2 separate regions of the Homo sapiens genome follow, and region 2 is linked to region 1. A link is an interaction called in ENCODE POLR2A ChIA-PET data of the cell type or tissue named here. Cell type or tissue: MCF 10A. All regions are shown on one strand.

What was found. Peaks named below come from ENCODE experiments on the same cell type or tissue, not always from the same donor. Only the 100,000 strongest peaks of a DNase experiment are listed, where the experiment ranks them.
Region 2: POLR2A ChIA-PET joins it to region 1 with 25 read pairs; 6 of 35 experiments call an interaction of 5 or more read pairs at or near these places.

What each region holds. Positions count from the first base shown.
Region 1 is chr5:107,452,951-107,460,950 of GRCh38, reverse strand. All of the region lies in intron 1 of EFNA5 (ephrin A5), which reads left to right. Among named protein-coding and RNA genes, the nearest start is that of EFNA5, 210 kb to the left of the region's middle. In MCF 10A, no CTCF peak of the experiment used is centred here; DNase peaks (open chromatin) are centred at 4,350 and 4,470.
Region 2 is chr5:107,383,900-107,391,899 of GRCh38, reverse strand. It overlaps EFNA5 (ephrin A5), which reads left to right. Exons shown (of 5, transcript NM_001962.3): 3 at 4,129-4,194; 4 at 4,585-4,665. Among named protein-coding and RNA genes, the nearest start is that of EFNA5, 280 kb to the left of the region's middle. In MCF 10A, no CTCF peak of the experiment used is centred here; DNase peaks (open chromatin) are centred at 2,619 and 3,549.

The sequences.
Region 1 (8,000 bases):
AGATGTGGAATGAATACCGTGTCCTTTTGTTTTTCTCATTGAATATCCTAGGATATTCTTCTAAAGGGGAGGGGTGCTAATAACAAGCTTATTTTCCCTTGTTTTAATGACATAGGCATATTCCTCTAGCAGTCATAGATGCCCATGCAAAGACACAGCTTTCCTTAGGGAATTTGAAATTGATTAGCATCTCTGATGAACCTTTAAGGTTTATGGTAACGTTGGTACCATTTGTCTTCTCCCTCTCTTCTGTTTTTTGGTTAAGATATCAGAAGTAGGTCAGTTATAGTGAAAGCTACTTTCAGGGTTTTTTTTTCTCACATTTTAAATTACAAAAGATCTTAGTTTGCTCAAATTTATTTTTTACCAAAAAAGTGAAGAAACAGCTGATACCTTCCTTAAGAAAGAGGCTTTACTCACTCAAGTTTTCGATAAATCAGCTACACTGATATGCTTGCTGTGTGACAGACTGCAACTGAGCCTCATTATTCATACGTGTCTGTGTGATGTTACTGAATCAATTTGTGCTGTATCCATTTTGCACTCATGGATAGTTCATGGTCCCTTATGAGCAGAAATAGTCAGCAGGCAATAATAGAAGACATGGAGCAGAAATGGTTAGGGCCGATAATCCTTTGCTCCATGGTGCTAGATCCATGTCTTAAATTCATTTTTAGTGTCTTAAAAAAAAATTCTCGTCTCATCAATATGAGGATGGCATCAGCAAAATCAAAAAGGAGATACTTTCCAAGCCTTTACATATGTTCTGCTTTTATTCCAATACAGATTGTTAAATGAGGGCACAGAAAAGGTCCCTACCTCTTGATTAGCAGAGTAGGCCATTCCTGCATGGAATTCCTTATTGGCTACAGTCATCTTCTGTATAACACAGTAGCCTTTCCTGATTTTAAACCAGAAAAGCCAAAATTGCCCTAAAAATGTTACCTCTGCAGTGGTTAAACAGTTCCTAAGGCTAAGCGTTTGAGGCGTGCAGAGTGGAAGAGAGATGAAGTGGTGATGGCCACCTGTAGCTGCTGCTGTCTAGCTGACCCTGCTGTTTGTTGGCAACTGGAGACAAAGTTAAGGCTATTAAAGCTGACTCCAGTCAAGCTGCCCTTATCATCTGATGTTTCCTCATATGAGATTCCAGGTGGTGCTGCCCCACTGAGACAGTGTGAACTCACCAATCATTGCTTGAAGCTAGGAATTTTCTTCTGCTGTGCCATTGCGTGACAACTCAATTCTGACCACTTTCCTTCCACTCCTGTGGAGCAGAGGAAGAAACTCTCAACTCTCACAGGGTCTTCAATTTTTTTTACATTTACAGAACTCCAGGAGATAATTTTTGCAGCACTGTCCTGGAATTCAGGAATTCACTCTACTCTGAGCTTTGCCGTTAATGAACTTGGCAATGTTAGCCAAGTGACTTCACCTTTCTGGGTGTCAGTTACTCAACTATAAAACATGAACATAGGATAAATGATCTTCAGGCCCACTTCACTTTAACCATCTATTTTTCTGTAGTTCTAGCCTTTGTTCTGCTTTGTTGTTCTACATTTCTTTTTTTTTTTTTTCATGTGTTCCAATTGATTTTTTTTGAGATGGAGTCTTGCTCTGTCACCCAGGCTGGAGTGTGGTGACGTGATCTCAACTCACTGCAACCTCCACCTCCCAGGTTCAAGCTATTCCCAATTCCTCCACCTAATTTTTTGTATTTTTGGTAGAGATGGGGTTTTGCCATGTTGGCCAGGCTGGTCTCAAACTTCAGACCTCAGGTGATCCACCTGCCTCAGCCTCTCAAAGTGCTGGGATTACAGGCGTGAGCCAGTAGCCTCCAATTGATATTTTGAGGTCCTAAAATAAAACAGTTAATTTAAACGTAAATTTGAAGGAAGAAATGCTCCTTAAGTTAAAGAACAAAGAATTGTCAGGTATACGTTTATGGAAAAGTATATTTTGGTGTCAAGGTACAAAAATCAAAATTTGTGCCTAGAAATCCTTTATAGAGAATCAACAAACAAAAAAGATCTAGACTGCTTTTATTAAAATATCAGCAATATCCTGAAGTTTTCAATAAAAAAAGACTAAAATTATTCTGTCTCTTCCCCTGATGTACAATGGATGATTAAAGTTTCTCTTGCACACAATAAGAAAATACTTCTTAAAAACCACTGAAGTGATTTGGTTACTGTAACAATTGTTTTAAATGGTGTTGTGAGATAGACAGCGGTTCAATGCATAGTTTCCCTTACGATTTAAGCAAATAATTGAGGATACCCATACGGAGGTTTTCAGCACTCTGTTTTCTGTATCACAATTTTTTTTTATAATGATGTACTAGTTTATAACTGCAGTTTATTGTCTCACGACTTCCAAAAAGGCTTTAGCACTCCAGGTTCCAGGCACCTTGTTTCTCACCTTTGTACCTTTTGGTTTCCTCATGCTGCCCATCCTATCTAGAGTGCCTCTGCCAATTGTAGATAACTCCTGCTCAAACTTTGACTCGGGTAAGCCTTTTCTTATCTCCAAGGCTATATTTGGGATCCCACCTTTACATCTCAAAATGTAATTACAAGTTTATGGGTCTGTCCCCCTGACCAGGCCGAAATCTTTGAGGAAAGGAATTATTTTCTATTCATCCTTGTACCCCACAGTCCAAGGTGATACATAGCACATAGTTAAAGCTCAGGGAAGGTGTTTGAATGACTGATTAAAGGCATATCAGATGAAACTGTTCAAATAATTATAACAACTGTAAAAACTGTAAAGAGGTCAGAGAAAACAAATATATCAAAAGTAGTATCTTACTCTCATTGAGCATTACATTTAGCTCTGACTGGTAGCCAAGCCCAACAATAAATATGATATGATCAACGTATAGTAGAAAATAGTGTGGTTTAGAGGGAACAGCATGGGATTTGGAAGAGGAGATAAGGGGACTTGAATCTTGGTGCCACTATAGAAACCTTGAACACGTTCTAAAATCTCTCTTTGTCTGTTACTACATCTGCAAAATGAAAATAACAACACCCACTTCTTAGAGTTGTTTTAAGGAGCAAACGAATTAACATATGTGAAGTGAACATAGTTGCTGCTCCTATGTGAAGCAATTCAGAGGATCACTATGTTTTTGTTGTTGCTGTTTTGTTTTAAATTAGTAGAACAATTGTGTGTTTATAGAAATTGAGCAGATAGTACAGAGCATTCCCATATTCTCTCTCCTGCTCACACTTTTCCTTATTATTAGCTATTTTTTTAAACTAGGTAACTTATTCAAATAACATGGTAAAGTAAATACAGTCGGCCCTCCTTATACATGGGTGCCACATCCATGGACTCAACCAACCTTGGATTGAAAATATTTGAAATAAAAAGTGTCTGTACTGAGCATGTACAGACTTTTTTCTTGCCATTATTCTCTAAACAATACAGTATAACAATGATTTACATATTTTTACATTGTATTAGGTATCATAAGAAATCTAGAGATGATTTAAAGCATACAGGAGAATGTGCATAGGTTATATGCAAATGCGATGCCTTTTTATATCAGGGACTTAAGCATTCATGGATATTGGTACTGTGGGAGGTCCTAGACCTTCAGAGGCTGAGTCAAGGATCTAGAGTGCCTTCATCAGGCTAGAGACTATTCCTACCACCTCTATGGAGTGCAGTATTAACACGAACTTTCTTTTGGAGAACTTTAGATCATAACAGGTCAGCAATGAATGTTAAAGCAAAAAACATTGTGCGAGTTGTATATTAACAGCATTTGGAATTTTAAATTCACACACTTTACATCTGTTAAAAATGACAAAAGGGGCCTTTCAATTAGAGTTAAGTGGGCCACTGAGGCTGTTCATTGGTAGGTTGACTGGAGGGCCTGTGACCCTGTGGGCCCAGCTAATCTTGGGCAAAGAGGAAAGAGGTACAGAGTTTGACCTGCAAGAAGAGACTCCTCCCCACTAAGAACACAACAGTAAGCGTGAAGGGAAGCAGTGTACACTAGCAGAACAACTGTGCTAAGGGTCAGAATGAACATTCAGGGTTGTGCAGATTCTTGGGATGCATTTTGACTAGATAAGTAGCATAGCATTTATAAAGGAAATGGGCTTACAGACCCCAAACATCAGATTTCCTTCCCCAAATTTCTTCTATGGCCATATTGAACAAGGGGGCAAGCTAGACCAGAGAGCTCATCTGGACAGGAGGTGAGCATTAGAGATGCAAAAGGGTATAGATCAGCCCCATCTAAAGCAGCAGCAAAGCCAGATGATTTGCTGGGACAAGTGTGGTTTGTTCAACTAGTGTAGAGACATGCCCCAACCACTGGCACAGTTGCAACAGCACTTGGTTTCAAAACATCTCTCTTAAAAGGGAATGTTTTTCAGCTCTCTAGAGGCTTAGCAAGATCTGAAAAGATTTTGCTGCTGTTTGCTGGCTTCTACACATGCCACTTTTTACACCTTTACCTAGATAGATGGAAAGCACTGTAGCCCACTTGCTTTGCATGTTTGAACAAGCCTGCATGGATAGATGACAGTGCATGAACAGCTGGCTTCTTCAAGAGCTGATCTGCACCACCCTAACATTACCTAAACAATCATTACTTACTTTTTTTCTTCCTTCAGTGCTTAAGCAAGTTTCAGCATGTTAAAAGAGAGAGCTGTGGGAAATGGCCTAGAGCTCTGGGATAAAAATATAAATCACACCCTAGTTAGCTTAGGTTAAATTAACTTTAGATTGATATATATGGACACCTCCTTTTAGGAGCTAAGCCACCACCCCATCACCCCAGAGCTCTTAATTAGCCCTCTCCATGTGGAATATGGACCTGTAACCATTCACCAGGTTCCTAATTCTTTTTCAATTAAGAGTTCTAAGTTAAGAGACAATTAATATCTTTAACATTGTATTAATGTCTGTCAAAGCTAAAACTGTTAATCAAACAACAGCAGAGTATGAAGCATTTCTAGGTAGTGGATGGCATTTTCCTGCAGGAAGCACTCAAAATCAGAAGTTTGGCTGCACCCAGTCAGGGCAGCTGTGCATTAAAGTTGTTCTCAACATATGCTAATGCTAACTGGACCAAAGTGTTAGTTTTATAGTTCATTATGAGGCTTGTGAAAAAGAATAATTCACACTGAGTAAAGTGGAAAGAATTATCCATAACCAGGTTGCAACAATAAACTTTAAGAGCAAAGAAAGAGACATTCTGGGTGCCTCATGTCTGTGCATTGTCCTAAGGAGATGAAATAAGAGAGGTTAAAGACAAGAATGAGGAATTTTTTGCTGTTGTTCTAATCTGGTGCAGTATTTTAGGTAATTTATTTGATAAAGGCAACACTCACTTCTGAAGGTCTTCTTCCCTCAACTGAAGATTTGCAAAGGAAAATGCTGGGTGGACTTGATCACCAGCTACTCTTGAGTTTCCAGTGTGGCTGGTTAGTAATTCCTTATCCCACAAAGAATTTTAAAAATGTGCCAGCTTAAGGAGGTCAGAGGCTAAAGCATGGAGGTGTTTAATGTGCATTTTTTTCTATCTCACTAATAGACTGTTGACATGGGTCTTTTGTGAACTCCCTGGCTAACTAAATATATTCATGATCCGAGTGAAGAGGGGGAGTAGAGAATGCTCACGTTTCAGGATGTAAGGTTTTGTTTAATTTCAGTCAATCATTTGTTGATGGCAAGTACACCAGATGAAATGCATCCTCTGAAGGAGCTCTGAGATCTTTGGGTCTGTGTATATAAATCATTTGCCTGCCATGACACCACATCCAACAAACCTCGTTGACACTGACAGGGACCAGATGTGTAAGGCCATGGAAAAGACGTTAGGTTTTGACATCAGCTGACTGACAGTTACATTTGGAGGCACCAGTTGAGGGTTTGAGATTTTGTTGAGTCCAGCAGGTAGATGGAAATCTGCATTTAGTGTTATCACATGCCTTTAAACACTTAGCTGAAGATAAAACCACCTCTGTTCATGGAATGGAGCTTAAAATAACCCAGTTTCAACTCTTCAGACCTAAAAGCTTCCTTCCCTCTCTACTTGCTCTTGCTCTTGTTCCCTCTCATTCTCTCATAGCCACAGTGGAAAGAAAGTTTAAGTAAAAATACAATTTACAAAAGATTTATACATTTTTTTCTGAAATGTATTCTTCCTCATTCCCTCCCTGCCTATATCTAAATATACTAAATGTGATACATTTGTAAGCAAATAAAGTATACATTTTACATTCTCACAGGAACCAAATGACCTTAGCTTTTTTATGGGCACTAAAAAATGTTAGTATTTGCATATTATAAAATTTCCCCAAACTTTCACCTTTAAGAGCTTAATAACTTCAGGAAGTTTAAATTTCTAAATCTTGAGATTTAAAATTTTCTAATGTAGGAATAATAATTGAAGTAAATTACCATTTAGTCTAAGTTTAAGATACTTTGCACAAAACTGAGAGACTGGTCATCTGAAAAAAGAAGCAGACAATCACAAAGTAAAGCTTCAAATGATGATTACAGCTGATTTTAATGTAGTCCTTTGGATGATTAAATATATATTCTTAATCTTAATTTTAAAAACAAAGGTATAATTTTTATACATTTTCATTAACATATTGATGAAATAGTAGCAAAAGCTTTAAGAAAAAATGTTACTAATTTATCTTAAAACGATGTCTTGTTGAGTTTAATATAAAGTATTTTAAAGTAACTACTCAAAAATGACTTGTAGAATTGTATGACTTCAATTTTCAGTGACAAAATATGAATGCATTTGGACTTTTGGAAAGCCTGAATATCAGCATTTCCTTTAGATTGTATAAAAGCAATTATAAAGTGACAGAAGGAAAAACGTTCATGCTAGTTAGCTATGAAGGGAATTATTGGCTTTTGTTCATATTGGAACCCCTTTAATGTTTTAAGAGTGGGTTAATATTGATCTGGCATTCATTCTGCTATGCATCTGTCACACACACACATACACACACACACACACACACTCACACTCCTTCAGTTTGCATTTTTGCCTACAGGCTGCTGAGAGCTGATTATTCTTCTAATCAAAACCGTCACAATCAGGGGAGACAATTAGTCAGGTTAGGCCTCTGCTGATTTTGCTTGTGGCCCTTAGCATCAGATGGCCTTGAGCACTCTTGAATCATATCAACAAGTATTTCAATAATACCTCCTCCGCTCCACCTGCTGCTGCTAAGGTCTTCCTTTCATCTCTGGCATTGCTTGAATTTGTGATTTCTCATGTATTTTAAATTGAGACCACAAGGTATAGAAATGTTCAAAAGTAGAAACTTGGCAGACCTCATTGCTAGTGCCACTTAAAAATCACCTAGTCAACTCCAAAAATCATGAAATCAATTACCTATAAATAGGTTTCTATTTGTTTCTGTACTTATGCACTTGTAGAACTCAATTTATAGAGTTTAATTCCCATGTAAAATGAATATACATAGAGTGCATAAGAAAGAGTCCCATATATAATAGGCTCAGCATATTTTAAGCTATACTTAAATCAGAATGACATACATAAGACCCAGTTGGTAATAATACATTTTTATATTTTTCAGATGAAATAAATTTTGTTCTGAATATAAGATTTATTTATTATATTATTCTGGTGGTCATTGTCTGACTTTACCAACTATAGGAAGTTTTTAAATAAAAAAGCAATGATTTTTATCAATTCTTTTAATATCTAATATGTCTAAATAGCCTTCACATCTTTCTATCTGAACATTCTGTCAGTTTTAGAACTCCATCTAGAATGTGACTATGTTCTAGGGTTTTGTAATAAAATATATGTTTATGTATTTCAATATCCAGTTAAATAGTGTATTGTTATTGAGAAGTAAAGTGTCTTTAGAAAGAAGCCAGAAGATCAAATAGAGATTTATTTAAAACAATGCAGGGCTTATTATTCTTATATGGATACAACATTCATATAAGCTTTTTTAAAAAGAAGAAAGAAAGAAATCAGGCCA
Region 2 (8,000 bases), 69 kb after region 1:
AAGTAAGGGGCCCTCATGGCCTTATTAGCAGAGTACTCGAAACACAGAGAACCAGAGAGTCTCCAGCTTGTATTTCATTATGTGTTAAAAGGTTTTGATTGGTACGTTGCAGCTCATTCAGGGGAAGGGACTCTATGGATTGATTTATAAAGTTGCTATTAAGATAATGGAATGGGACATTGTGCTTGTTTTAATTGTCCCCATATCCCTACTCCCAACTTCCTGACTCCAACTTACACTTTAAGCAGTAAACTGAGTAAATGGGTGTGAATTTGGATGATGTGACAACTGTTTTAAGACATTTCTCATTTTAGTTGAAAAATTCTATTAGAAAATCCATGTGTCTTTAGAGGAAGATTTCAGATCTAGATTTTTTTTTCACCTGTTTGCAAGTCACTGCCTCTTTTTGGTTGCCAAAGCTCTGGTTTGGAAATTTAGGGATAAAATGTCTTCTGTCCCAGTTGCTGCTGGTTAGCTTCTGGAGGACCTGTGAAGCCTCTGATAAACATGTCTGGGACACACTCTTGCTCCCTGCCCAGAGCTGTGCTGGCTCTTCATGTAAACCTCAGTTGTCACATGGATCCCTCCAGGTACGCTAAACTGTGGTTCATATTTATGTCCCAGCTTGAAGAACCACAACACAAGGGCAGGGACAGTTTGAAATCTTATATATCTTCGCATGCACAGCACCTAATAAAGAAGCTGATGCATAGTAGGCATTTTATTTTATTTATTTATTTTTGATACAGAGTCTAGCTCTGTTGCTAAGCTGGAGTACAGTAGCTCAGTCTCGGCTCACTGCAACCTCTGCCTCCTGGGCTCAAGCAATTCTCATGCATTAGCCTCCCGAGTAGCTGGGATTACAAGTGTGTGCCACCATGCCCAGCTAATTTTTGCATTTTTCGTAGAGACAGGGTTTTGCCAAGTTGGCCAGGCTGGTCTCGAACTCCTGGCCTTAAGTGATCCATCCGGCTTGGCCTCCCACAGTGTTGGGATTGCAGGCATGAGCCACTGCACCCAACCCATAGTAGGCATTTTAAAAGCATTTGAAATGATAGATGAAGCTGCAGTAATATGTAATGGATTTTTATAATTATTCGTTATCAACTTTCAACATCGACTATTCATTTTCTAAGGAAAGCAGCACAAGAAGTTATATATAGTGAATATAATTTATGTATATAAATTTATATATATTTATGTATATAATTTATGTATAAAATACTTACATATTTACTTTTAACTAAGATAAAGTTGGCCATGACAAAGTGATGTATCTCTAGAGCCATAAGGATTAATACTACCTACCTCCTGACAAAAACGAGGCATGTTTTAAGATTTTACTCCCTCATTTCCATCCTCAGCTCTATCTATTGCTCATAAATTGATCCTGAGATTTTCTTTATAAGTTTATTAGTGGGAATGTTACATGTTTCAATTCCTCTGTTATGTTTTGTTTTTAGTGCTCAGTCCTCTGCCTTTTGTTTACTTGTGATTAGTAATGCACTTTTATATTACCTTATGTCTTCAAATAGTACTAATAATTAATTATCTGTATTTTTTAGTTGGTATAAAGGCATCCTACATTTGTCAGCCAAGAAGTGTGGGGTGACAGAACCTTGAGCATAACATAGAGGAAAGCCACACTTTAACTTTATTAAACGTTACATTTAAAAAATGGAGTTTTGCTACTACATGGAAAACGTTTTCATCTTTTTGGATTTTTTTGTTTGTTTGTTTTTCAAGGTGTTAAATAAGAAACCCAAGTTATACTGACCTAGTAAGGCACACTTCTCAGGTTGGCTGTAAGGGTTAGGAGTTTACTCCTTGAGCTCAGGCCAGTGATGCAGTGATGATCGAGTGAATCCATGGCATGCAATCTGTGTTGTGTACTCACATATCACATTGTGTGCTAATATTCTTTGTTCACAAATTTTTCTAAGGATTAGAGTATAATAGTCACAGTATCACAAGGCATCAGTCACATTTCCTGGTGACAGAAAATGAGGAAGTAGTGGGGCAGGTTGTTAGGGAAGAGAGGTTTTTATTTTATGTGTCATTTAAATACAAATGTATTTCATATTTTTAATTCACAGAAGTATGGAGCACATCCAGTAGCTAAGACTGTGTCCCTCCTTGAGAGCTCATGGAGAGAACTCTCCAGTTTTTTCCTGGAGGCGTATCGTTTGCTGTTTAGTTATTGCCATGTGCCCTACAATAATTTTCATGTCCTGGATTTATTTCTCCTAAAGAAAAATCTGAAAGACCTGTACTAAATCCAAGAAGCTCCTCGCTAAACCAATTAAGCATTTGATTCTGTCTTCAGCCTGTTTATCTAGCAGTATCATCTGTAAAGTCAGTTATGTGCATGTAGCAAATCAAGTTCACAAGGCTTGAAGTGAGTTCATCTCAGCTCAGAAATTCATTGAACAGCAGTGTGAACATCCATGTGTCACTTTTTTCACACTAACTCTCATGAATAAGACATATACTCCCTCAGGAACCCGTGGTTTTCCTAATGAATTGGAGTCACCTATGTGTACTGTATTTGTGACATGCACATTTGCAGTTGAGGTCCACAGGAAGGACACCATTTCCTGGATCAAACCGCAGAGTGCAAATATTGTGCCCTAAATAACACACTAGTTACTGTAAATGTCAGTAGAGGGAGTTTTTCTGGCTATGATTTAATGAAAGCCTACAGCAAAGCCAGCTGTTAGCACTTCTTAACTGCTTGTCAGAGCAACCAGGGGAGATAGGGAGGACCAAAAACACTTTTTCTCTACACTTTTGTTTTAAAATTAAAGTAGTTTTCAACAGGTGTTGAATAGGGACACTGGGGACCCTATACTACTTGACATTATTTAGTTGGTGAATTTAGAAGTTCTCCTCCAGGAGGGTTACTTGGATCTAGAATTACATAAGGAGACTGTGTAAAATTTGTTTGGAAGTTTGTATATTGAATCCTCTCACCTGCAAAAGAAGCATTTTTGTGTTCTCAGCTCCCCATGAGGAATAATTTAAAAATAAAAATAAAGGAGAGAGAAGACACACCAAATGCCGATCCCTCTTTGTCACTTTGGGTATTGCCAAACTAATTGTAAGCCATGTGTGATTTGATTGATGTCATCTGCTTTTTCTGAACAAAGAAACCACTTGAAGCAAACACATAGGGAGGAAAGTATGCGACGCTCGTTTCTGTAATTTTTGTCATTTCTAGGATGCATTAGTAAATACATGTGGTTGTTAAGGGCCTTACTGCCCTTGGAAATTCCTTTGACATTTTGCTGTGTGTACACAGGGGAGATAATCTTTCAACCATAGGGAAAGTTTACAGTCTTATTATCTTGAAAAGGAGAAGAAAGTTTCTTCCTCAAGTGATTTATAACTTGAAACATGCTGTCATGTTTTGGTAAGCCCACTTTATTAATTCCATCCTTCTCTGTGGCAAATTGAAAAAAAAAATACATGTACCGTTGCAACATAGTACTTTCTCAATAGCATATTGTACTTATAATAGCATGATGGAAGTTACCGGGCTTGGGTTAGTCATATAGAATGCAGAGCCAAGTTCTGAGTAAAACCTCTAATTGAATTACCTGCAAAAGCACTGACAGACAAGCTTTCAGTACAGACAAAGCTCTGCTTTCCCCAGCAGAAATAGGTCACGTTTAAGTCTGCCTTGTAACTCTCTGTTATTGGTTTTTGCCGGCACTTTCACCTTGGGCCTCTGTTGGGCCCCTTTTCCTGCAGCAGAGGAGGAGCGGCTCTGTGAAAGCTGGAGGGCTCACACATTATCCTCTCGATTTAGAGAAAATTGATAACAGATCAAGTTAAATGGAAGAGACTTTGAAATAAAAATCCAAAGTATTTCTTCACAGATTACTCACATTCTTGCATGATTCTTTTATTGTATTGAAAAGAGAAACTCAGGATATGAAAGTAGCCTTTCTATAGCAGTGAGACCTGAAAAGTACTGTTTGTTTTAATTTGGAGGAGGAATTAGAGAAAGTTCCTGTTGTTCAAGTCAGGAAAGAATTTATTGTTCATCATTTGTATGTGAAAATGAAGAGTAATATGTTGTTGTTCTCTTCTTTCTTTCCTGCTCTCTCTCTGTGTTACCCACAGCCTCTGCAATCCCAGATAATGGAAGAAGGTCCTGTCTAAAGCTCAAAGTCTTTGTGAGACCAACAAGTAAGTTCACTAGAATGAGCTTCAGAGGGTGGCTTCACCGCGCATGCTTTATTGTGTGGTCTGGTTCACGGCGGTAAAACTTTTTTTTACTGTTAAATCTTGTGTGGTATCTGTTTTGTATATCAACATTCATATTTTAGTTTTCATCATATTTTTTCTCATTCTTCATGATGCTTTTACTTAAGTACACAGCAGTTGCTAACTTGTTGTTTCTTAGACTGTTGTACATGCAGAGCAAATGGGAACAATATTGGCATTTGGAACATGCCATTGATTGTAAGACAATCTACATAAAAAAAGAAAAAAAGGAGAGAAAGAAAAAAGAAAGAAATGGGAGTTTAAGGGTGTCTTCACTAACATATTTGGCTGTTATCTCTATTTTTGTTATAGATAGCTGTATGAAAACTATAGGTGTTCATGATCGTGTTTTCGATGTTAACGACAAAGTAGAAAATTCATTAGAACCAGCAGGTTAGTATGCTTAGAGAATCTCTTTTAACAAATGCATCTATTTCTCTGGTGCTTCCGTATTTTTTTCCTTTCTTCTTCTCTGCATGTTTGCATGTTATAGTTGTTGTTCTGCTTTTGCTCATTGCTAGCGATGCTAATATGACTTATATTCTACCTCATTCCTCCAGTATCTTTGTGCAATGCATGTTAGGTAAAATAAAATTTTCTTTTTTGGAATGGGTTTGAGCTAATGCAGTATCCTAATATAGAAGCCCCATCGGAATGCTAAAATCTCACTGCCTTTTACCATATCCTCAGAGCATGCTGGTGAATCACTGTGAATATTAAAGGATCTGTTTTCATGTAAGACACAAAACATTTCTATGTATATGTTCATAAAATTTTATTTTTTATGTCCAAATCTGTAGATAAAAGTAATAAGACTATTGCACAAAATAGAAACTAATTCAACATACTTAGTTTTCTCTAGAAATTTACATGCATCATTGAACTGACCTAAGGAACTTTATTTTATTTAAATATTTTTGCTATTGTCAATAGTAATTGGTCTGGAGAAGTATAATCACATTGCCACCACAAATTCGCACATCTCTTGTGCCACAAATGTACCAGTAGCCTGTTGAGCCAAATGTGATCCTTGATTACCGAGGCAAAATAAGTTTTAAGGATAAATAAAACTTTTCTACGATTGACTTCCACACTCCTAATGTTTCCCATAACTAAAGAAAAATAAAACCTACCAAAGCACTCGTTGAGGCATTAGTCTGTCGCATACTATGGATAATAAGAACCTGTAAATATCCATTCGGTTATCAATTCAGTCTGGCCATTTAATAAAACTAGATTAACTGAGAGGAGTGGTCGCCCTCTACCAACTGCTTATGGAGGGGTGTGCCTGGAGGCCCTGTGTGTTTCCTTCCTCTGTGGTGTCCTCTTCTCCCCGACCTGCTCCAGATCTTCACTGGTTTCCTTACCCATCTCCCTTGATCATCTCAAAGCTTAAGGGAAATAAAATTATTTCCTCTTCATGGAGAGATTTGAGCCCCCTTATGTAAATGGAGAATTTTTTTTTTTTTTTTTTTTTTTGTAGAATTTCTCTTCCTTATGGTCCTAGAAACTAACGGACATTAAGGTCCACTTTTTCCTCCAATATTGTAACCAGGACTGCATAGTCAATGAACCTTAGGGAAACTTACCCTGAGTAAATGCTGTGCCTCAGGACATACAATAGCTTTCCTGTTAAAACTGACAGGAAGAGTTAGAGTTTTTTCCCTGAAGCATTCTTGTTTTCTAAGGCAGGCATCTCACCCAGAGCGCAAATGAGAGGTGTGTACAATGAGCTCTCCGAGGTCTTAGTGGCTCCCCAGGGATCAGTTAGCTGCTTTAGAAAGTTTTAAGGAATGAATGCTGACATGAAGGCATTTTAATTGTGTCCTGGAAATCTGGAGCCATGACTTTGGCTTCTTAAGGTACCAGAGTCCTCACAAGCTCAGGGACTTGGGCCACCAGAGGATCTGCAAGTTACTCAGTATCTCCCTTAACAACCCCAGACTCTACACTCTTCCTTCTATGGCTGAGGAGACTCACCCATGCCACATTGCTGATTAGGTAGATCCAGGTTTAATACTCAGATCTTCTGACTCCTATTCCAACATTAGTATCAAAGTAGTGGTCTCTTACCATTATTAGAGGTATGTTCATAAAGAGGACTTAAGTCTCTTGTCTTTGTTAAGAAGCCACGAGAAGAATGACCAGCATGTTCTAAACAAAAATTACCCAGGATTATGATCTCTTGATACACATTGTGCAGAATGTAGGCATATCTTTCCCATGGTTTTTTTTCCAGGGAATCTCCACTGCCTGTCTATAGCATAGGAGGCTGCTTAGACACCTAACAGATTGCATATTTTTCTCTGGTAATGAAGAGGCACATGGAGGACTATTCTGCCATTAGGAAAATTACCTTTGAATTCCACTAACGATACAATGCAAGATATTGAGATGCTTTCATACATGAACATATACCACTGTCTTTGGGGAAACAAGGTTTTTTTTCACTAAGCATTTAAAATGCACAATGGCCCAAAATTGATGGACATATAACTGCTGGAAGTTTGCAAAAGTTTGGCAGAATGTAGTTCAGTGTGTGCATACGTGTGCTGGGGAGTAGAGCGTAGGTGTACATGCAGGAAAAGCTCCTTGAGTCAGTCAGAGCTATATTTTAAGGGCTTGCTGGTGAGTATCTTCACTAACAAAGTGAGACAAGGTTGAACCACAATTCCTGGCAATAAGAAAACAATAAGAAATGTGTTTCTTACAGGTGTGAGGCACTGTGCCTCACACCTATAATCCCAGCAATTTGAGAGGCTGAGATGGGTGGATTGCTTGAGGCTAAGAGTTTGAGACCAACCTGGACAACACTGTGAAACCTTGTCTTTACCAAAAAAAAAAAAAAAAAAAAAAAAATGTGGTGTGTGTGCCTTTAGTCTCAGTTACTTGGGAGACTGAAGTGGGAGGATTGCTTAAGCCCAGGAGTTCGAGGCTACAGTGAGCTATGATCACGCCACTGTGCTCCATCCTGGGTGACAGAGCAAGATTCTGTCTCTAAGAAGAGAGAGAAAGTCTAGTTGGATTTGCAGTTCTTCACCACTGTGTCGAGCCACTGAGTGAAAGGGTATTTACCTTTCCCCAGCTCTGGGTGTAGACCCAGTCTTTATGAACCCAGCAAGTCTGAAAGGATTCCACTGCATGATCTCAGCGATGTGTACTAATTCACCTGTCTTTGGAATGTATTTGTCTTTTTTGTTTGCTTGCACACTCTGCCTGCCAGTTTCCTATCATCAGGGATGCAGGATGATCTCAGGGCAGACATATGCCACATAACATGCTCCAAAATATCGCTAGTGTTCTCTCCGTTAACCATTGAAACCCCCATGTTGTGGAATCCTGTAGCCAGGAGGCAAAACTTGATTTGACTTCTGAAGAGGAACGTTTTCTTTCTTCTTCCAAGCCTGTGTTACAAGCGTTAGAAATTCTCTCATGTTTAGGTGTAGTTTCCATTGGGATAGATTTTACCTATGAATTCCTCCTTAGAATTCTGAAATTGCTCAGATTTACCCAAATGACAGCCAGTTTCTCATTTCACATTTGGGGGCTGTAGAATCTTCCAACATTGAGAACCTGTTTTAATCAAAGGATGCTTTGTGGAATCCTGAATGAGGAACAGCATGTTGCAGGAAGAAGAGAAGGATCCTGATGCCCTAATGGGACTGATTTCCTTTTGGGGGGCAGGAAGATATATATTCGTTGGGTGCTTATAAAAGGTTAATTCCAAA